Linked DNA regions of Homo sapiens: regions 1 and 2 are each linked to region 3. Evidence: chromatin contacts called from ENCODE Hi-C or POLR2A ChIA-PET data. All regions are on one chromosome and are shown on one strand. Each heading gives the region's core, a stretch centred on a gene start or an enhancer-like site at or near the end of the contact. The rest is flanking DNA. Distances are from core to core; before and after follow the strand shown. Region 1 holds the start of GPR34 (G protein-coupled receptor 34). Region 2 overlaps USP9X (ubiquitin specific peptidase 9 X-linked). Region 3 has its middle 5.2 kb from the start of NYX.

Evidence for each region. Hi-C counts contacts between places; a loop is a spot of excess contacts on that map. ChIA-PET counts read pairs that join two places held with the same protein, here RNA polymerase II (POLR2A). Pooled maps may share reads with other maps.
Region 1: a loop to region 3 is called in a pooled map, with 3 times the contacts of the local background. The contact joins the promoter of GPR34 here to the enhancer-like site in region 3. A Hi-C loop is called at or near these places in 1 of 37 single-sample maps with no recorded cell type and 4 of 50 pooled maps.
Region 2: a loop to region 3 is called in a map with no recorded cell type, with 10 times the contacts of the local background. The contact joins two enhancer-like sites. A Hi-C loop is called at or near these places in 1 of 37 single-sample maps with no recorded cell type and 2 of 50 pooled maps. POLR2A ChIA-PET finds 5 or more read pairs at or near these places in 2 of 52 experiments (Panc1 and activated CD4-positive, alpha-beta T cell).

The regions. Positions count from the first base shown.
Region 1 is chrX:41,687,271-41,691,436 of GRCh38, forward strand. It overlaps GPR34 (G protein-coupled receptor 34), which reads left to right and starts at 1,703. Exons shown (of 3, transcript NM_001097579.2): 1 at 1,703-1,814; 2 at 2,473-2,565. All of the region lies in intron 5 of CASK (calcium/calmodulin dependent serine protein kinase), which reads right to left.
Region 2 is chrX:41,233,874-41,238,182 of GRCh38, forward strand. USP9X (ubiquitin specific peptidase 9 X-linked) reads left to right here. Exons shown (of 45, transcript NM_001039591.3): 45 at 1-2,706. Among named protein-coding and RNA genes, the nearest start is that of LINC02601, 40 kb to the right of the region's middle. Within about 2 kb of position 2,943, at least 2 of the 41 ENCODE cell types and tissues checked have a DNase peak (open chromatin) inside an H3K27ac peak, as active enhancers do.
Region 3 is chrX:41,439,965-41,444,237 of GRCh38, forward strand. No RefSeq gene overlaps it. Among named protein-coding and RNA genes, the nearest start is that of NYX, 5.2 kb to the right of the region's middle. RefSeq lists enhancers at 2,066-2,115, 3,056-3,125 and a silencer at 2,226-2,735. Within about 2 kb of position 2,072, at least 23 of the 41 ENCODE cell types and tissues checked have a DNase peak (open chromatin) inside an H3K27ac peak, as active enhancers do.

The sequences.
Region 1 (4,166 bases), core at 453-2,952, 250 kb after region 3:
TATTCACATTAGTCAAGAGGTGGAAGCAACCCAAAAATCCATCAACAGATGAATGCATAGGGAAAATGTGGTGCATATACAGTGGAATATAATGCAGTTTGATAAAAGAAGGAAATCCTGTAACATGCTGCAACGCAGATGAACCTCGAGGATATGACACCAAGTGAAATAAACATGTCACAAAAGGACAAATACTGTGTGATTCCACTCATATGAAGTGTCCAAAGTAGTCCAAATCAATGAAACATAAAGAATCATGATTGTCAAGGGCAGGGGGAGAGGAGAGAAATCGTTTAGTGGTGAAGAGTTTTAGTTTTGCACGATGAAAAACTTCTAGAAACTGTTGCACAACAATGTGAATATACTTAACACTATTGAATTGTATACTTAAAAATGGTTAAGATGGGGCTGGGCGCAATGGCTCACACCTGTAATCCCAGCACTTTGGGAGGCTGAGGTGGGTGGACCACCTGAGGTCAGGAGTTTGAAACTAGCCTGGCCAACATGGCAAAACCCTGTCTCTATTAAAAATACAAAATTAGCCGGGCATGGTGGTGCATGTCTGTAATCCCAGCTACTTGGGAGGCTGAGGCAGGAGAATCGCTTGAACCTGGGAGGTGGAGGCTGCAGTGAGCCGAGATTGTGCCATTGTACAATCTCTTGTCGCCTGGGCAACAAGAGCGAAACTCCGTCTCAAAAAAAAAAAAAAAAAAAAAAGTTAAGATGGTAAATTTAATGTTACATATTGTACCACAATAAAATAAAATCCTGCCAATACAACAATATTGCAGGACTAATACAGCAACCACCTTCCTTCTCAGAGGTTCTAAGGGGAAGTAAGAGCTACAAAACATTTTTATTCTATTAATTTAAAAATATCCTGTCCCATAAATCATATTTATAACAAACAAAAAGCTCTGGAGAATATAATGTTCAGAAGAGTGTACCCAGAAATAATTAGAATGTTAGATACAGCCCAATGAGTCAAATATTTAGTGCAAACAAGCTGCAGGATAACAATTATGGGGAGAATAAAAACTAACTTCTTCATTTCAAATGACAACAAAAAAAGGGAAATAACACTAAACTGCAGGGCCAGCAGTTACATAGATGGACAGATAGTGGTTAAATTTTGGACTAGGATCAAAACCAAGACTGCAGAATCCCATCATTATTTCGCTTAAAATACAGGTGATGTTTTAATTTGCTCGGGAGAGTTTATCATAGTGATCAAAAGGGGAGAACACCATCAGAAATCTCATCTAGTCCTAATAATACAAGTTTGTTTTAGCAAAGGTCTTAAAGGAATACATGAAAATATGCTAAAATAATGTACAGATGAAAACTTAAGAAACAGAAATTCAGTGCTTGTGCTTTGAAAGTCCATATAGCATATTATGTATCATTTCTTACAAAACACAGAAAATACATATTTCTGCTTAGAATTTATAAAACTTTTAAATTTTGAGCGGGGGGAGGAAAACATTCCACAATTGTCAAGTTGGAAGGTATTCATAAAGAAGATATAAATAATTTCCTAAAGTTCAGTGTTGGTTGAGCTTAAAGTTGTTCCATGGTAGTAGGGCTTTTTAATATTTTCAAAAGGAATCTGAGAGTTGTCATACCGAAAAAAGAAAAAAAAAAAGAGGGGGAAAAAAAAAACCCTACCACCACATATGAACATAAAAAAGAAGAGAACCCCAACCAATTGCACCACGACCGGATGGAAGAGCCCAGCTGACACAACCAAGACGAGTCTCAGTGTCTAGGGAAGCTTGGGGTTCTGCTCCTTTTACTTCAGGCGAACCTGAACTGTGAGTATTTCTTGATTTCGGCTACATAAATGAACCTTTATTTCAGCTAAAATTTGATTATCTGAACATTCAAAGTGAAACGTGATTCATGGTGATAAGGCTACTCTAATGTCAGCAGTTATTCGCTTTTAGAACTACTGAGTAAATTGCTTGAATGACACCTCTGCCTTGATTTCAAATGAGACTGTCTTTTTAGTTACTTTAAGTACTTTAAGACATTCAAGGTATTTAAGCTCCTACTGTCAATATAGTCACATTGTTGATACTGCATTTGGATACTGCCATCAAGATTTTGCAGATCTACTTGCATGAATTAAAAGTTATTTTCATATGCAATACATTTTATTTCTAATGTATTATAAATTATAACTTATTGACTTTAAGTTATGCTGTCTCCCTATTTTAAATTACTGTCTTTTCTTTATTATATTATTACTATTTTATAGTATTACCAGACCATATAACATTTAAGTTTGGTGTTTCAGAAGTAAATAAGGTGAATATTAGATAAGAGAGAAAGCAAAATATGCTTTAGTTCAAATAATAATTTTTTAAAATGTGTTTCTAGGGACACAGTTAAATTTGTAACAAAACCTAACACACTATTAATAGTATTATTTCCAAAGTAATATGTTTTCAATTTTCATTTTTTATACAGCAGTTAATGCAATTTTGAAGCATGCCCTGAATAGATTCAGTCATTATCAAGTCAAACTAAAAACGGTGAAAGGTTGCGACTATTACCAAATAGGTATGTATTTCAACATAGCAATGTGATATTTTCACAAACATACCCAAACTGCATTTTAAAAGCTTCTGCTCATCTGGAGTCACAGTGGAATCTGTTGGGTCCTGCCCTCTGGGTCCAGTACTCCTACATGAGCCAGTTGAAAAAAAACTGCAGGAGTAGGTGGTGGTGCGGGGGTACAATGCACTAATACTAGGTTTTTGAACTTGTGAATAGGATTTGCCAAGTAACAACATTTAAAAAACACTATCTACTATTACAAAACTATTGTGACCACTTCAATATAGCACATGGGTCACAAGTAATGCCCACTGGGAAATTAATCCCCTATGTAAACACAGTGGTTTGTTTCTTGTCTTCACAAGCAATTCTTAACATATCAAACAGGTAGTTTAAAAAATATCAGTAAATAGCCTTATATAGTGAATGACATTGTAATGTACTAACCAACTTCAAAGGAGAAAAAAAAACAGTCACCAAGTTTAAAACAGAATGTAATTGTGATTTTTAATTAAAAAAAAAATTTTTTTTTGAGACAGACTCTCGCTCTGTTGCCCAGGCTAGAGTACAGTGGCATGAACACAGCTCACTGCAGCCTCTGTCTCCCGGGTTCAAGCAATTCTCCAGCCTCAGCCTCCGGAGTAGCTGGGACTACAGGTGCGTGCCACCACGCCCTGCTAATTTTTTTTTTTTTTTTTGGTATTTTTTAGTAGAGGCAGGGTTTCGCTATGTTGGCCAGGCTGGTCTCGAATTCCTGGACTCCAGTGATTTGCCTGCCTCGGCCTCCCAAAGTGCTGGGATTACAGGCATGAACCACTGCTCCCGGCCAATTTTTTTTTTTTTTATGTTCTTTTTTTTTGAGACAAGGTCTTACTCCGTCACCCAGGCTGGAGTACAGTGGAGTGATCTAGGATCACTGCAACCTCTGCTTCCCAGGCTCAAGCGATCCTCCCACCTTAGCCTCTCGAGTAGCTGGGACTATAGGCGCACGTCACCATACCCGCTAATTTTTATACTTTTTGTAGAGACAGGGTTTCACCATCTTGCCCAGGCTGGTCTAGAACTCCTGAACTCAAGTGATCCTCCCACTTCAGCCTCCCAAAGTGCTGGGATCACAGGCATGAACCATGGCGCTCAGCTGTCAATTTGTGAATCAATAATTGTATGCTAGCTGTCTAATACATAGTTCTAAATGATGGCCACTATTATAACATAAACAAATGCACTGGCTTTGCTTTATGCTCTTTAAACTGAAGACTAAAGCAAAACCAGAAATGCTTACTGACAGATTTGTCCAACTATTACTTATTTTATTTGCAGATTAGAGCTGAGGCAAATGGTTTCAGGATATGTGCTTTGTGCTAACAGCTTTCTGGAGACATCTTGATTATGGCTATCGGGTCTAGAAGTTTAAAAAGATATGCTCTGTGGGTAGTGGCAATCATTCTGATGAATGATTTGTGATTCTGTAAACTCTGGATTTACTTCCTTATAATAATGGACATAGCAAATAAGATTAATACCCTTTCCAAAGAAGTAAAGCTAGATGGCATAACCTGTTCTTAAAATTGTTAAAGTGTATGTTAAAGGAATCATGTCAAAAT
Region 2 (4,309 bases), core at 1,693-4,192, 210 kb before region 3:
AAAAACCAAATACCCCTGCAAACAGATACAGCCCACCCTATTCTATTTAAATATTTTGCTGTTTTATTTTATAGAAATTATTTTGCTGAATTCACAAATAGAATTTGATTTAAGAAGAACTTTTTGTCCTGTGGTGTGTTTTTGGTTTTTTTTTTGGTTACTTTTTTTGTCCTTTTTTTTTTTTTTTAAAAGAGGACTGCATATTAAAATTCATTCTGTGCATAGCATGCCTAGGCATGACACTGATTCAGGATTTCAGTCACATCAAGTTTTTGTGCACAGAAAGATTTGACCTTTGGCCCTCTACTGAAGATTTTGAGAAATCAGGATGTTGACACTGTAAAAGTTTCCTAACATAATCTTGTACTTTTTGTATGTTTTTTATATACATGTATATTTAATGAGCACAAGCTTGGTTGTATTTTTTACAATTCAGTTAATAGGGAAATGTTTTGTCAAAAGGCTACACTTGGAACTGAACAAAGCAGAAACAAAATTGAGCATTGCATTATTTTGTGATTAAAAGGGGCAGGTATTTAAGATAAAGCTTTGGGTATCTTATTTGTAGTACTGTATAGTCAACCTGTGCTTCTAGGTGTTCCTGTAGGACATTTTGACACCGATACTTTGAGTGAAAGTCACACACGGTGTTTGCAATTCCAACTGATTTTTGTTTTGTTTTTATTTTTTTGTTGTTTTCTTCTTTGAGATGGAGTCTTGCTCTGTCACCCAGGCTGGAGTGCAGTGGCACAATCTTGGCTCACTGCAACGTCGCCTCCTGGGTTCAAGCGATTCTTCCGCCTCAGCCTCCCGAGTAGCTGGGATTAGAGGTGCCCACCACCACGCCCAGCTAATTTTTGTATTTTTGTAGAGACAGGGTTTCACCACGTTGGCCAGGCTGGTCTTGAACTCCTGACCTCAGGTGATCTGGCCGCCTCGGCCTCCCAAAGTGCTGGGATTGCAGGTGTGAGCCACCGCGCCTGGCCCCAGTTGATAGTTTTTTTAATTTAAAAGTTCCTCAATTCCAAGCTCTTTAAACGAGTGAAATAGGTTAACTTTATTTGGATGAGTTAGGTGTACCATCTCACCATCTGAGAGGAGATTTATATATTTCCTGCTGCTCCTTAACAAAATATGTAATGTACTTAAAAACTTTAACGACTTCCTAGTTGAGAGAAAACTTGACATATAAAAGGCTGTGAATTTTTCTGCTTGGAGGAAGAGCCCAACCTTGGTTGCTTTGAAGTTACAAGCCCCCTTGTGCCAGGTGAGGGGCTTGTGAGTCATTTTTGTCTCCATTTGAGGAAGAGTGGTATTCGTTGTGACTAGGAGCAAGGGAAAGTGGAGTTATTTTTGTTTGTGCAAATTATTTTCTATATTTAACTCAAGCATTAATGTATAACCAGAAATTTAAAGATGCATGTTGTTGCAAGAGCAACATAATGGTGATTTTGAGGTCTTTTTCTGAACACAAGTGGCACATTTTAAATTTCAAGTCTTCAAAGTGCCTAAGGATTATTTAGTTCTCCCTCAACTGATTTTTTGAGCCATATATTTCCTATTTTAAATGTTTGCGGAATCGCCAGTCTTCCTTTGAAAGAAACAGCCCCCAGAATTCTAAATGACACGATTATAGAAGACAGTAGAATGTGTTACCATAAAGACTGAAGATATTTTAGTTGTAAAACCATGTGAACAAGGGCTTTTGCCCTATTGTATCTAAGTATTTCAGTGCACAACTTGTTAAACCATGTTGCTGCTGTTTCTAAGCCCTCCACCAACTGAACTTTCATGTTTAGCATTGTAGAGGCAGAAATAACATACTAGGTTTTTTTTTTCTTTCATTGATTTTTCTCCTGGTGATAATTTCCCAGCCTTGTGTCTTTTAGCTGTTGTGTATACAAATTTAGAATTAAAATGTTTTCTATTTTTTTCATGATTAACTTAGTGAATAACTTAAATCCTTAATCCTCGTAGTGGTTAGAAAGATGAGGAGACTTTTTTGACTTACATTTGTAAATGAAAACAAGTCTGTGAATATTCAGATGACTACTTCGAAGTAATTCAGTTTTTTTATTAGTATTTTTCCAGCTTATGTTTTCCCATGAGCTATTTTACTTTGCTGAATTTTGTGGGTAATTTGGTGGATATATCCTGCCTTATTTAGGATTATAGCTGGATAAGAAAATTGCCTTTTCATTGTAAGTGCCCAGTTTTGGTCTCTAGTTTGAAGGTACTACATACTGCCGATAAAGGAAAACACTCCCCTACACCCCAGTTTTTGTGTTACCAAGAAAAAAAAAACAGTATTGGTTTCATAGTAGGACTCAACCAGAATTGGTCCTACATATATGTGAGTGTTCAGTTTTTGCAAATAAGGTTTTTGAGTGTGATAAAACACTACAGAAGTGCTAAGTGTATTGAGAATTTGCTGCTGATTGTATTTATAACAATTACTTGACGTTTGCAGAAATTTAGCACTTTCCCTCCAAATTTATAGGTGTAAGAGAAGCGGGGGCAAGGTGCACCACATTTTAAAACTGCAAATGTGTGAAAATTTATTTAGAGATTCAGATTCCTAAAAGGAAATTTCACCACCCAAGTCATGCACTTCTTAGCCTTTTACAAGCCAACAGACTGACATGAAGATTGTTCACAGTTCCTAAGATTTAGCACATATACAAAAATAAAACTTTATAAATTCAATTTCGGTTTTCCCTTTATTTATTAATACAAGATTTCTAAACAAGGTAGATGTGTAATAGAGCTGAAGGGAATTTTTTAAAGGGAAATGTTTATGAGGAATTCAGCCATCATTGTGTATATCCAAAGTGGATTCACACCTAAGGACCTCAAAGAAATGAGTTGTGATCTAATTGCAGACTTTAGAGTTAAAACTAAGATTCAGCAAACTGTGGTGTTTCAGTTCTCTTAAACTGGAAATAAAGCAGACCACATGTTTTGAGGGGAGCCACAGAAGTGAAAGTTAACTCTCTAGCAAGTTCCATCTGCTGTTTTTTAGTGTCTAGAAATAGCTCTTTGTTGTCATGTCCCAGGGAAATTAAGATTTCCTCAGAAACCTGGAGGTGCTTTCCTAAAGTTGGGTTACTTCAAGAACTGCTAAAAGACAAATCTCAGATTTTCACTGGATTTAATTTCACTGATTTTTTTAAATAGAAAACTAATATTTAACTTTTCTGCAATTTGGAAAACTCCCTCCAGTTGGATTAGACTGTATTTTAAGTATTTTTAGCTACATGAGTACATCTAACTGAAAATCTACATCACCACCAATATTTTGAATTGTTTCTTGTAATCTGGTAACTTAGAGATAGGCAAAAAGTTGACATCTTTATTTTTATCTGTACCTGAAAGTTTAGATACTCTTACTAAAGTTGGGGTTACATAAAACGTTTCAGTAACTTTAGGGAGGTAAAATCTCAAGAGAAATTTCTTAAATTACACCAAAAAACTTTCCTAAATAGAACACGTTTCAGAGCCATTTAAATAAAGGTTGATTATTTTAAGGTCATTCTATTTAAATGGTCAAAACTCAAGAGTAAAATAGGAATCATTTTAGCCATCTGAGAAAACAAGTCTCATTCTGATCCATTAACATTAGACAATATACTGCATTTCAACAAATCCAAGATGCCATTGGTTACAAGGCGCCTCAGCAAGCAAAATCACTGACTTTCATGGATATTAAAACGTGGGGTATCCCATCTGGTAGTAATCCTTGTCATGACAAACGTCTTTTCACATCTGGAAATAGGTTTTTGTAGTGGGCTTTTCTCACATTGCTTTTTTTTCCATTAGTGGAACTTAGAAACCCTATTTTTATGTGTAATTGCTAACAAAGCTGGCCAATTTACAAGTTTATGAAGAAATGGCTTGATGGAACTGAACCTTTGAGGAGTCACCGAATTATTAATGAAGTGCCCTGTGTAAGCGGTCTTCTTGAGATAGTTTTGTGTCGTAGCTTCTGGTTTTCACATGCATTATAGTTAAGACACCAAGTGGACTTTCTTGCTCTGCCAGTATGGTTCAGCTGCCCTGGACTAGTCTCTGCCTGTCAAAGCACTCCCTATGTTAGAAAATGAGTATAGAGGCCAGGCGTGGTGGCTCACGCCTGTAATCCCACCAGTTGGAAAGGCCGAAGCGGGTGGATCACCTGAGGTCGGGAGTTCGAGACCAGCCTGGCCAACATTGTGAAACCCTGTCTCTACTAAAAATACAAAAATTAGCTGGGTGTGGTGGCGCACGCCTGTAATCCCAGCTACTCAGGAGGCTGAGGCACGAGAGTAAC
Region 3 (4,273 bases), core at 822-3,321:
GTTTGAGACCAGCCTGGCCAATATGGTGAAACCCTGTCTCTACTAAAAATACAAAAATTAGCCAGACATGGTGATGCACGCCTGTAATCCCAGCCTCTGAGTGGGAGGCTGTGGCAAAAGAATTGCTTGAACCTGGGAGGCGGAGGTTGCAGTGAGCCGAGATCGTGCCACTGCACTCCAGCCTGGGTGATAGAGTGAGGCTCAAAAAAAAAAAAAAAAAAGTACAATTCAATAGCAGTAGGTACACTTACATTGTTGTGCAACCATCACCACTATCCTTCTCTAGAATGCTTCCCTCATCTCACACTGAAGCTCTATACCCTTTAAACTATAACTCCTGATTCTCTCCTCTCTCCAGGAAATTCACTTTTGAGCTTAAACTGTTTTGAGTTAGATACTTGTACCTTGCAATCAAGAGTCAACTAACATAACTTTGTAAGAGAATATATATAATATATAGAATATATATATATATTCTATATATAATATATAGAATATATATATATTCTATATATAATATATAGAATATATATATTCTGTCTCTATATATTCTCTATATATATATTCTCTATATTCTCTATATATTCTATATCTATATATTCTATATCTATATTCTATATCTATATATTCTTTATATTCTATATATATTCTTATCTATATTCTATATATATTCTTATCTATATTCTATATATATTCTTATCTATATTCTATATATATTCTTATATATATTCTATATATTCTTATATATTTTCTATATATATTCTTATATATTTTCTATATATATTCTATGTATATTCTATATATATTCTATATATGGATTACATATAATCTCTATATATTCTATATATATGGATTATATATAATCTCTATATATTCTATATATATGGATTATATATAATCTCTATATATTCTATATATATTCTATATATATATTCTATATATATATTCTATATATATTCTATATATATATTCTATATATATTCTATATATATTCTATGTATAATCTATATGGATTATATATATTCTATGTATATTCTATATATATTCTATATATACAGGTGAGGTGGCTCACACCTGTAATCCCAGCACTTTGAGAGGCCAAGGTGGATGGATCATCTGAGGTCAGGAGTTCGAGACCAGCCTGACCAATATGGTGAAACCCCATTTCTACTAAAAGTACAAAATTAGCCAGGCATGGTGGTGCATGCCTTTAATCCCAGCTACTTGGGAGGCTGAGGCAGGAGAATCACTTGAACCCAGGAGATGGAAGTTGCAGTGAGCCAAGATCATGCCATGGCACTCTAGCTTGGGCAACAAAAGTGAAACTCCATCTCAAAACAAACAAGCAAACAAATATTCTCTGCTGGGTACAGTGGCTCACGCCTATAATCCCAACACTTTGGGAGGCCAAGGGAGAAGGATAGTTTGAGTTCAGGAGTTCAAGACCAGCCTGAGCAGCATAGTGAGACACTGTCTCAACAAAAAAAAATTTTTAAATTTAGGCAGACATGGTGGTGCATGCCTGTAGTCCCAGCTACTCAGGAGGTTGAGGCAGGAGAATCTCTTGAACCTGGGAGGTGGAGGCTGCAGTGAGCTGAGATTGCAACACTGCACTCCAGCCGGGGCGACAGAGTGAGACTCTGTCTCAAAAAAACAAAAAACAAAAAAACAAAAAACCACAAAACACACACACATACACAAACAATAACTGGCCAGGCACGGTGACTCACGCCCTTAATCCCAGCACTTTGGGAGGCCGAGGCAGGTGGATCACCAGGTCAGGAGTTCAAAAGCAGCCTGGCCAAGATGGTGAAACCCCATCTCTACCAAAAATACCACGCCCGGCCCTTGGTGTAACTTTTATTGAAAAAAAAATCCAAGTGTAAGTGGTTACGCGAAGTGTAAACCCATATTGTTCAAGGGTCAACTGTATCGGGAAATGGAGAGACCTACTTTGTTTTTTGTTTGACATCTGCTGCAATGGGAGAGAAACCTACTTTGGATGCAATGTAAAGAACGATGATTTCAGAAGAGGCCCCAGGAAGGTGTATTTGTGGGCAGTGGGCAGAGCCTGTTGGTGAGCTAACCCTTCATTTACAGGTGACAAACAGGCCATGCGCACTACGCGGCCTGGTCAGGAGGACACGGCACTGGGAGATCTTCCCCAGGGTGTGACCTTTGGCAGGTTAGGTCCCCACCCTGGCATCCCTTCCAGCCCGGGCATTCTGCGACTCCAGGTGCGTGAGGAACGTTTCTGGCACCAGGCACGCCCTGGGACTTTCCCCAGCCCTGGCCCCCGCCCCCACCGAGTAGGTGCGGGTGCCGCGGCGGGGAGCAGACAGAGGTCCCGGGGCCGCCCCACCCCGACTCCCGAACCTCGGTGCCCTCTGGCGGCCACGCTGGGCAGGACCGGGCTCATCGGGGGCGTGGCTCGCCCCGGAGGCTCCGCCCCTTCTCCCCAGGGTGGGGCCGGGGTGGTGGTTACCGGCAGAGGCTGCAGAGGTTTCGCAAGGACGTGACCTTTATGGGAAAAAAAAACCACTGTGTCACGCACGGTTGCCAGCCGGGGCCAGCGAGCTGAACTAGTTTTCTGAAGCCCGCGGAGGGAGGAGCCAGAGCGGAAACGTCCAGCCCAGTGACTCGCTGCCTACTGCCCCTCCAGGACCGCGGCGGCGCGCCCTGAGCCCCGGGGCACCAGATGGGGCGCGAGCCCGCACCTAACTGTGTCCGGGCCTGCCGTTGGGGCGACGTCACTGTCACTACACTGGGAGTCAGCGGAATGAGGGCACTCTCGCCTCTCTTCCTCCTTCCTCCAATTCCAGAAATGAGGCCCGGGAGCCCAGGCTGATCCAATCCAACCCCACTGAGCTGGGGTTTGGATTGGAAGGGCGGATGTGAAACGACAGAAGTAGGATAGTTTGCGAATAAAGAACAAGGGAGTTGGGTGCTTTAGCCACAGAATAGGTTCAGCCAAGGTCATTTAGAGGTGCCCAGCAAGAGGGGAGTGGCTACCCCTCCCCCATCCTGATCTGAGGCATGCAGTGGGGACGTCGGGGGTGGCCACAGGGGCTGTGTGTGTCCTTATTAGGACCCGAGAAAAACCCAGGGACTGGGAGGCAGGAGGACAGGGTACCCACTGGGTCCCAGCTCCACCTTCATATGTCACTCTGGGGAGCAGGTCACTTAATCTCTCTGGGCCTCAGTTTCCTCACTTGAAGAATGAGGGGTCTGGACAAGATTATGGAATATGTTTCGAGTACAATCAGGCCTAGGAACTGAAAGTCCCTGTCCTGACACCATCCAGTAAGTCAGAGAAAAAGGAAGGGTAAGAGGCCAAGGCTGTCACTCACCCGGTTCTCTTTCTATAGCTCCCTTACAAATTCTCACATGGGCTTCAATTCCCTTCAGCAAACAATTGTGCACTTCCGCCTGTGTGCCAAACCCAGGCTTGGGCCCAGCTTTGTGGGGCCTGGGGCAAGAGTACGCACGGAGGACCACACACTGTATGTCTGAATATTTAAAAGCTACACATCAAGCTAAAAAACTGTTAAATAAAACATGTTCTATCCTCCTATCTGAGCAGATATACCTTCATAACAATCTGGAAGGTTAAATTCAAGTTTGCAATTCTTGCATTCCTCAGCATTCTGGGCTAGGGTGTGATGGCACAGAGAGTGGCCCCAGCTCAAGGCCATGGCGTAGCTTCCCTCTATTCCCAGGCCGGATCCATCCCATGCTATAGCGGATCTTTCCCACGCACGTCCTCATATCCAAGCTCTGTCCCCTTCTCTGCAACTGTCTACCCCCTAAAGGATCACCTCTCGAGTATGCACATTGGTGAGACCATCCACCTTCAGGAGACTGGACCTAGAGGAGTGGGTTCAGAACCTGTTGGGCAGTGAATTCCCAGGTCGCAGGTATCCAGAACGTGGTTCTGGGTGGGTAAGTGTCTTGGCCTCAATGACTCCTTGCCCTGTGTCTCCCTGCCTCTTGCCCTGTCTGAAGGCGACACCAGCCAGACATTGTGGGAGTGCAGACTTGGATCAAGCACAGCCCCTCCAAGGAGGCCAGCCATCCAAACACTATGAACTTTGGGCGCAGTGGCTCAGGCCTGGCGTGGTGGCTCACGCCTGTAATCCCAGCACTTTGGGAGGCCGAGGTGGGCGGATCACTTGAGGTCAGGAGTTTGAGGCCAGCCTGGACAATATGGTGAAACCCCATCTCTACTAAAAATACAAAAATTAACCGGACATGGTGGCGCGTGCCTGTAATC